2 separate regions of the Homo sapiens genome follow, and region 1 is linked to region 2. The links are chromatin contacts, found by Hi-C or POLR2A ChIA-PET in ENCODE. All regions are on one chromosome and are shown on one strand. The core of a region is the stretch at or near the end of the contact, and the rest is flanking DNA. Distances in the headings are between cores, read along the strand shown. Region 1 overlaps NAV2 (neuron navigator 2). Region 2 overlaps NAV2 (neuron navigator 2).

Evidence for each region. Hi-C counts contacts between places; a loop is a spot of excess contacts on that map. ChIA-PET counts read pairs that join two places held with the same protein, here RNA polymerase II (POLR2A). Pooled maps may share reads with other maps.
Region 1: a loop to region 2 is called in a map of PC-3, with 2.9 times the contacts of the local background. The contact joins two enhancer-like sites. A Hi-C loop is called at or near these places in 21 of 168 maps with a recorded cell type or tissue (GM12878, K562, MCF 10A and 15 more), 9 of 37 single-sample maps with no recorded cell type and 23 of 50 pooled maps. POLR2A ChIA-PET finds 5 or more read pairs at or near these places in 3 of 52 experiments (H1, PC-3 and WTC11).

What each region holds. Positions count from the first base shown.
Region 1 is chr11:19,827,911-19,832,210 of GRCh38, reverse strand. The region is part of intron 1 of NAV2 (neuron navigator 2); the gene reads right to left. Among named protein-coding and RNA genes, the nearest start is that of MIR4694, 70 kb to the right of the region's middle. Within about 2 kb of position 2,955, at least 5 of the 41 ENCODE cell types and tissues checked have a DNase peak (open chromatin) inside an H3K27ac peak, as active enhancers do.
Region 2 is chr11:19,901,049-19,905,373 of GRCh38, reverse strand. All of the region lies in intron 6 of NAV2 (neuron navigator 2), which reads right to left. Among named protein-coding and RNA genes, the nearest start is that of NAV2-AS3, 78 kb to the left of the region's middle. Within about 2 kb of position 2,118, at least 2 of the 41 ENCODE cell types and tissues checked have a DNase peak (open chromatin) inside an H3K27ac peak, as active enhancers do.

The sequences.
Region 1 (4,300 bases), core at 1,706-4,205, 74 kb after region 2:
ACTAAACAGTCTGCTCCAGACGGCTTTGAGAGGCTGCAGCTTTGAGAGGCTGCGACTCTAGATGCAAGCAAAGTCTCCCCCACCCCTTCCCATCTTTTTCTCTTTATTGAGAAAACGTATGGGGAGGTTACCACCCAACAGGCATCTCTTAATGGGCCATTTCAGGGTAAGGAGGGCTATTGAGCTATTCTGAGTTCTCAGGAGCCTGGGTCCCTTGAAAAGAAGCCAAGTATGAAAACAGAGCCCCTTCAATTACTCTTGTGTGAGTGAAGTTATTTATGGCCTCACAATAATCTCAAATTTAATCGGTTTAATTTAAAAGCCAGGCATCATTTTCACTGTTGGGATTCTGTGAACAAAACCAAGCAAATTCCAACATATTTAAACACAACACTGTTGTGTGCAGCATTTTAGAAGGCAAAGACTGGCTGACCCATGGAATCAGGAGAACAGACCCCCTTGGGGAACATATCTGACCTGCTCTTCCTGGTCACAGAATGGTCAGGAAAGAAGAATATTTTCTTTCGAAACAGGCCAACAAGCACAAGAAAACTCTTGCCTGAAAATTTTCTCCCCAGCCATCAAAGCCAAAAACAAAACAAAAAACCTTCTGATTTTGAGTGCCAAGTTCCATGCATGGACTTGTGAGTTTGCAGAAGAGTGTATATGTGAACATGTAGGCCTTAGGGTATCAGCACCTCTTTTTTTCAAATGGATAGGAACAAATGATTGGTCAAAAGGAGAATGTCCTGCCTCAACTGGTTAGTGACAACAGGCTCAAGTACTAATCCCATGATGTCTCCACCAAAATGATGAAGGTGATCATTCTACCTCAACCAGTAGGCCTGCTCCGAGGATCCATGTGACTCCCAGAGCAGCATATGGTCTCATCCTCACCCTCCATCCTGTTCTTCCAAATGCCTTTCCCAGTGTAATCCCACACAATGGTCATCCCCCCCCACTCCCCATCGCGCCCCCCCCCCCCCCGCAACACTCCTGGAATGGGAACAGGAGCCGGGGTCAGGTTTGCCAAGCAGAGACCTTCTAAGGAGGTAGCATCTCTGGCTACTCCACCTGGGGACCATGAGGGCCTCATACCAGGAAGTGATGAGGTGGAGCTGCATCTTCTGGTTCCTGAAGAGATGAGAGCTGTAGCACCTGTCCACCACCCACCCACCTAGAAGCTCTGTCTTCCACTGCAAAGGTGCACCCACAGTGACCTTCTATTTCACAACACAGCCCAAGGATCCAATCCTTAAATCCATGCTAGTCTCCTTCCCCGTGACTCTCCAGTTGTCAGAGACCAACGATCCAGTAAAGCAAGAGTATTTTCAATTTTATAAGCACAAAGAAGGCTCAGGAAGTAGACCCCATCACCTTTGTAATGACAATAGCCAACTTGAAATTTAAAAGATCATTAAAGAAAATTATTAAGAGGGAGAGAGGAAGGAAAATAAACATTAAAAGGAAAAGAAGCAGACATGGGTTCAGGTCCCGGTTCTGTAGGCTCCACAAGAGTAGGGATTTGGGTATGTTTTGTTTAATGACGTATGCCAAGTACCTACAAGAGCACTTTTGAAAGAGTGCCTTATGCAGAGAAGGAGCTTAATAAATCCAACTAACATACAGTGCCTACTACATGCCAGGCACTGACATAAACATTTTACACACGTTAACTCATTCAATCTTCATTCTATGTGGCAGAGGTTATTATTGTGTCCACTTTTCAGAGGAGAAAACTGAAGAGCAGAAAGGTAAAGTAACCTGTCCAAGGTCACAAATAAGTGGCAGAGCCAGGATTTGAGCCCAGACTAACCTATTTTACAATCCCTTTGACATCCTGCAATGCCTCTCTGAATACAAATGTGAATGTTAATCGAGTTATTCATCCCTTCCGTGGCATCCTCCTACTGACTCTAGGTTCATGCCTCTATTATGTTCTCAGTGAAAGAATTTATCTTATTTTATTTTTATTTATTTTTTCCCAAGACAGAGTCTCGTTCTGTCACCCAGCCTGGAGTGCAGTGGCGTGATCTCGGCTCACTGCAACCTCCGCCTCCCGGGTTCAAGAAATTCTCCTGCTTCAGCCTCCCAAGTAGCTGGGATTACAGGTGCATGCCACCACGCTTGGCTAATTTTTGTATTTTTAGTAGAGATGAGGCTTCACCATGTTGGCCAGGCTGGTCTCTAATTCCTGGCCTTGTGATCTGCCCACCTCAGCCTCCCAAAGTGCTAGGATTACAGGCGTGAGCCACCGCACCCGGTCCCAGATTTTAAAAGTAATCAAAACCCAAACCTAGATCTTTCCCTTGCTATCTGAATGCCTTTGGATAAGTGACTCTACTTTTCTGGGCTTCAGTTTACTCACCTGTAAAATGAGTACAATAAGGCCTGCTTCAGAAGGTCGATGTGAAGACTCAGAGTGGGACTATATGGAAGTGCCTGTCCTGATCCATGCTGGGGCTCAGGAAGTGAAGGCAATTGGGGAGAAGGGTAATAAAGAGGCGTGCTCTGGAACTGACAGAGTTGCTTTAATCTTAGCTTCTATGCTATCAATTCCCTCTGTGCCCTCTGGCCTAAGTGTTGTCATTTGCAAGATAATGATACCTACATCATTGGTATTATGAAGATGAAATGAGCTCATACATACAAAGGTCACAGAATCTGGCACATGCTAAGTGTTCAGTAAATAAAAGTTAGTAATAAAAAATTTTATTAACAGCTTCGTGAAATGGACATAACAAAATCGGCCACAGCCTCCACCCTGAATCTCCAGGATACAAATGACTCAAGGATTTCTTCCCCTTCTCACAGCCAAATTTCAAGAGTCTGGAATATCCCCTACCTGGAATAACAAAGTATGGCACAGTGTCAAAGAAAAACAAGTCAGAAACCGGCCAGGCTGGTATATAAAGCAAGGCTTCCTTCCCTAACTAGGGGATGCACCACACTGCTCTCTCAAACCCTGGAGGGATTTCCTCAGCCACGTGGGAGGGACCATGAAGTTTACAGTTTAAAGCCACGTGCACCTAAAACATCAGCTGAGTGAGAAGTGAACATCAACAAGGGCACAGCTGAGTGGGATGAGATGCTGTGCCTCAGCTCATCCCTTCTTAGATGATTAAGGTTCTTTAAAATAGACATACTGTCTCTACAACTAGGTTTCTTTGTGAGTTTGCACAACACAGCAAGAAGCCAAGGTTAAACTTATTTCAACAAGTGCACATACACACACACTGCGATTATAGAGCCACGGTGAGGCCACACAAGTATCAGGTACACTCACAAGAACTTCTACAGGATAGAGTGGTTGGAAACGGCTCTGCCAAAGTGAACTTCTCATTCTGAAACAAGAGCTCTTCTCTCAACTTTGATTTACCTACACACCAATGCCAAACGAACTTTCCTAGGGCGCAGCTCTAATCTAATTACCCGTTCAAAAAATCATCAATGGCTCCCCACTTCCCACTGAATTAAAGGCAAACTTGAGCCCAGGAGTTCAAGACCATCCTGGGCAATGTGGTGAAACCCCCTCCCTACAAAAAACACAAAAAATTAGCCGGGTGTGATGGCACGTGCCCATAGTCACAGCTACTGAGGAGGCTGACGTGGGGGGATCACCTGAGCCCTGTAGGTCAAGGCTGCAGTGAGCCGTCATGCATCATTGCACTCCAGCCTGAAAAAGGAATGAAATTCTGAAACATGTTACAACATGAATGAACCTTGAAAACGTAATTCTAAGTGAAATAAGCCAGATACAAAAGGACAATATTGCATGTTTCCACTTACAGAGGTACCTACAAGAATCAAATTCATAGAGACGAAGTAGAATAGGGGTTAAAAGGGTCTGGGCAGAGGGAGGAAAGGGAAGTTTTATGGGTACAGAGTTTTGGTTTGGGATGTTGAAAAAGTTCTGGAGATAAATAATGGTGATGGTTATATACCATTTGTTACATGAATGTACATAATGCCACTAAATTGTATATGTGAAAAATGGTTAAAATGGTAAATTTTATATCTATTTTATACCATCCCCCCCTTAAAAAATTGTTTTTAAGAGTCAAGGTCTCACTCTGTCTCCCAGGCTGGGGTGCAGTGGGGTAATCAAAGCTCACTGCAGCTTCGAACTCAGCCAGCTTCCCTGACTCAAATGATCATCCTGCTTCAGCCTCCCGAGTAGCTGGGACTACAGATGGTGCCATCACGCCCAGCTCATTGTTGATTCCCTCCCCACCCTCCCCTTCCTCCCCTTGGTAGAGACGGGATTCCGCTCTACTACCTAGGCTTGTGAAACTCATAG
Region 2 (4,325 bases), core at 869-3,368:
AAGGAATTATCCAAGTGTTAAATGGTGGAAACCACACATGTGACTTCTCATGAAGTAGCCATGATTTCTTCTGTGTGGCACCCATCCTTGCCTGTGAACTCTCTGATGGCCTCTGAGCATGAACTTGGCAAGTTCAAGACAATTTAAGTGAAGTTAAGGGAGAAATCTTCTCAAGAATGTGAATGGAGTAAAAGAGGTCATCACAAATGCACACAGGCATATCCACGTAAGATGCAGCCTTTTTCCAGCATACAAATGAATCCTAGAGTACAAGTAGCACCCTCAAAAATAAAGCTCATTTTTGGAATGAATGAATACTTTTAAGGGAACCAATCCAAAGGTGGGGTTTTGGGAACTCTAATAAACTGTGGGGATATGTGTGAAATTACTGAGGTGGAGGAGACTCTTCCAGAACAAATCACACCAACTTTACCCTTGCCTGGGGTAATTAAATGCTAGATTTGCAAGCAATCTGAGAGAAAATCTATTCCAACCTACCGGCTATTGTAAGAAACCTCACCTGTAGCATCCCTAGCAAGTGATATTCCAGCCTCTATTTGAATACCTCTGGGGTCAGGGAACTCACTACTCTCAAGAGAGCCTATTCAACTGTGAGAAGACAAATGTGAAAAGTTCTTTTCACAATATACATATGGAGCCAAAGTTTGCCTCCCTGTATTTTTTTTTTACTTTTACTCCCTATGTCCAGAGAGAGAAGAAAAAAGCTAGTTCAGGATATAGATCTTCATTTGTGCAAGGGAACTGGTTTCTGTCCATAAAACTGTTTTCAAAAACATCCTTTATTTCCAACCATTGTGTGGGAGAATGGGGATCATGGGCACAATGGACCCTGCAAACTTTGGCTATGGGTCTCACCCTGAAGAGGTTGTACCTAGTCCAGAGAATTAAGTTTCTACCTAATCCAGAGAATTAAGTTCATTCATAGTACCCCTCTTTTTTTTTTATAAGACCAGTTACCACAAAATGTAATGATACTGTTTGCATTTGTTTACTGTCTCTTCCATCAGACTTTAAGTTCCATGCAGGCAGAAATAATCTGCTTTTTCACTTTTGAATACTCAGTGACTGGCATAATGCTTGGTACATAGAAGACATTCAATAAATAACCTCAGACACATGAATATATGAAGGACTGAATTCCAAGTACATGAATGTATAATAAATAAGGGAGAGAATCATTTATTCCACACTATACAGTCTGGTTTAGAATTATTTGCCTCTTAAAAATGGAACCAAATCTAGCATAACCTTTTTGCAGCAAAAATCAACTAGTGCCTTCAAAAATCCTTCTCCTTAGGGCTAAACCTGATCCTTGAATCCACCAGCTGGCTGCCTGCCCAAGTGAGTGGGTGGACGGCTTTGTGAAGACCAATTTTAGCTCAGGCCTGCTGTCAGTTCCTCACCACTCAAGAGAAAGTCTTTCCACTAGGCCACATGAACCTGATCACACCCACACTGTGGGTTTTCTCCATTTCACATACATTCTCCTAAATTGAGGAAACAAATGTGGGGAGGCCCTGTCTGGAAGAAAGCATTTAGACAGTCTGCAAGTTATTATCCTCCCAAGCACAGTGCCTGAGAATGCCAGGCTAGAAACCAAGGATCCTCTAGGAAACACACACAAAACTTGGGCAGTAGGGGGCAGCAGTGACTTACAGTCCTAGGCTGTCCTGGAGCCAAAGGACTTTTTTTTTTTTTTCTTAAACTTTTCTTTTTCCAAGCTATGTAATTATAGCTTCCCCACTCCACATTTAGATTTCCCACTCCACATTTCAGAAAAATGCTGTGATTCTCCAACTCTGAAAAAGGCAAAGGGAGCATTAGATGTTAAGAGGCTGCCTTTACCTTTGCTCTTATGAAGGAAGCAGGCCAGGCCATTGATTTCCATCAGCAGTTGTTATCTGTGCATTGTCCACAAAGTTTGGGGAGCCTTGCCATCATAAAAACAAGCATAACCACTGCTAAGGAATCATGGCAGGAGCTCCTAGGACACTAAGAATGTGAACTGTGTCCATGAGGCCTTGGCACAAACCACCGTGTAGCATGACCATTCGTCCACAGGGTGTGACACCTGCAAATGGCCCATGTGTCACTCTCACCACCAAGTAGATATACCATGACCATTGTCTCAAATATTCTCATTGCAACCCCGACACCTTCATCAGGAGAAGACGGCTCCCTGGCACGTGGGCTACACACTGGTACCCTAATGAAATGCACACGTTGATGGAATCACAAAGGCAAGCTGCAGCTAAGAAACAAGCACTTTATTTGCGAGAGTCACTGAAGCCTGAGGATGTCATGTCCTCGGCCCAGAGAGGCAGCCAAGTGCACATTCACAAGAAACTCCTCAGTAAGTAGTTGCAGCTACATGAGCTGCCAGGCTTTACTGTTCAGGGTCTCTCTCCTCAGCACTCCATGCTTGCACTTCACATTGTGAACATGGGCTACATATGCTCACAGAAATGTTAGTTTCATTTATCCCAAAATATATGTATCTTCTCATGCTGTTGAACACTGTCAAATACCTAAACTTGGAGGACATAAACTTTTAAAGCGGACCTTAAACTAAGGGATGACCGAACTAAGTCCTGACTACAGATGAGAGCTTGATAAAAATGACTATTATGAGAGCACCCAGAAAGGTAAATACTTCTCCCTCCCAATGATCCTTGAAATGAAACTGAATTCATGTATGTGTGATAGTTTCCACGTAACAGATGGAAGCAAGAGAAATGCTGAGATTTATCATCTGAAGATCGGATGAACATCAACTAGTCATTTTCAATTCCTGAGACAAGACTAATCAAATAGATCTTTCATCTTTCCAAATGATATATTTTCTCTTTTTCTCTACTCCTTGTTACAAAAAGCCAGGTTTATTGTATTTTAGAGAAAGGATATATAGCAGAACCATAAGTTCACACATTGGTTTTGAAATGTATCCATATTTAGAGACAAACAAACATGGTGGCATTCTTCTTCTCTGTGAAAAAAGGATGGCTTCAGCATTAAAGGTTATTAGTTTCACACATTAGAGGGATTTTTGTGTCTCCTCTTCTGAAGGCTCTTTTAAATTACACAGTAGATCAAGAAAATGACTCCCAAAGGGGGCAAAAGACTGCACTGGATACAATTTCTTTCACCTTGATGTTTGACTGTAATGCTTGAGGTTAAGGACAAAAGCTAGGGTGGAGTAAGGGCAGTTGGGCACGTCACTCAGGTGCCTCTCTAGGCAGCTTTAATAGTGCTCGCCCTTCCTCTGAACAGGACAGTGCTCTCCTCCACATAAAGTACCACCAAGCTCTGCAAGTGCCAAGGAGACAAAGAGCTAAAAGATGATTCTCCAGCTAGGGCAAGGTGAGCCAACTTCTCCCTCAGAGCACCTCTTTGTCTTGTATTCCCTCTGCTTCCCTATTTAGACCTCAAAGGGACACTTTCTTTTTAATATTGCCAGTCTAAGGAAGAATCTGTTAGCTTAGCAGAAACAAGACAGCAATGAAAATGTAAAAATGAAAAATGCAAGAAAGAACTTTGCTAAAGGTTAGTGAGGCAATAGCACAAAGCCAAAAGAAAATAAGACCTATGCAAGTAGTTAAGTCTACCCAGTGTAAGTTGCTGGTTCTGAGAATAAATTTCAATATGTATATGACAAAATGTATACATACATTTAAATGATTCCCCATTTATTAATCTCCTGCTATGTGCTAGGCATTTGTCTGGGTGTCTTACTATATTACCTCCATTCCCCATAACAATGTACTACAAAGTAGTTGTTGAGAATTAAAGGGCAATTAAAAGGGAGTGTTCTCTTTTCTCGCTCTGTTGCCTAGGAGGAAGTGCAGTGGTGTGATCTCGGCTCACTGCAACCTCTGCTTCCCAGGTTCAAGCGATTCTCCTGCCTCAGCCTCCCACTTAACTGGGACTACAGGCGTACGCCACCACACCCAGCTAATTTTTGTATTTTTATTAGAGACAGGGTTTTGCTCTGTTGACCAGGCTGGTCTCAAACTCCAGACCTCAAGTAATCCTCCTGCCTCAGCCTCCCAAAGTGCTGGGATTACAGGCGTGAGTCATCATGCCCGGCAGGCAGTGTTCTCTTTTAAAGGTAACCAAGAAGTCCTGCTAAAACTAGGGTTCTCAAGCTCCAGTGCCTTAAGATCTCATGGGTGTGAAATGTAAACTTCTAGGCTTTTATTCAAAAATATGAATTAGAAGGACTCAGTTTGTAATGCCTGGGGATTTGTCTTTTTAGCAATTACCTCAAGGGATGATGAGATGGCTCATGAATCACACCTTGAGAG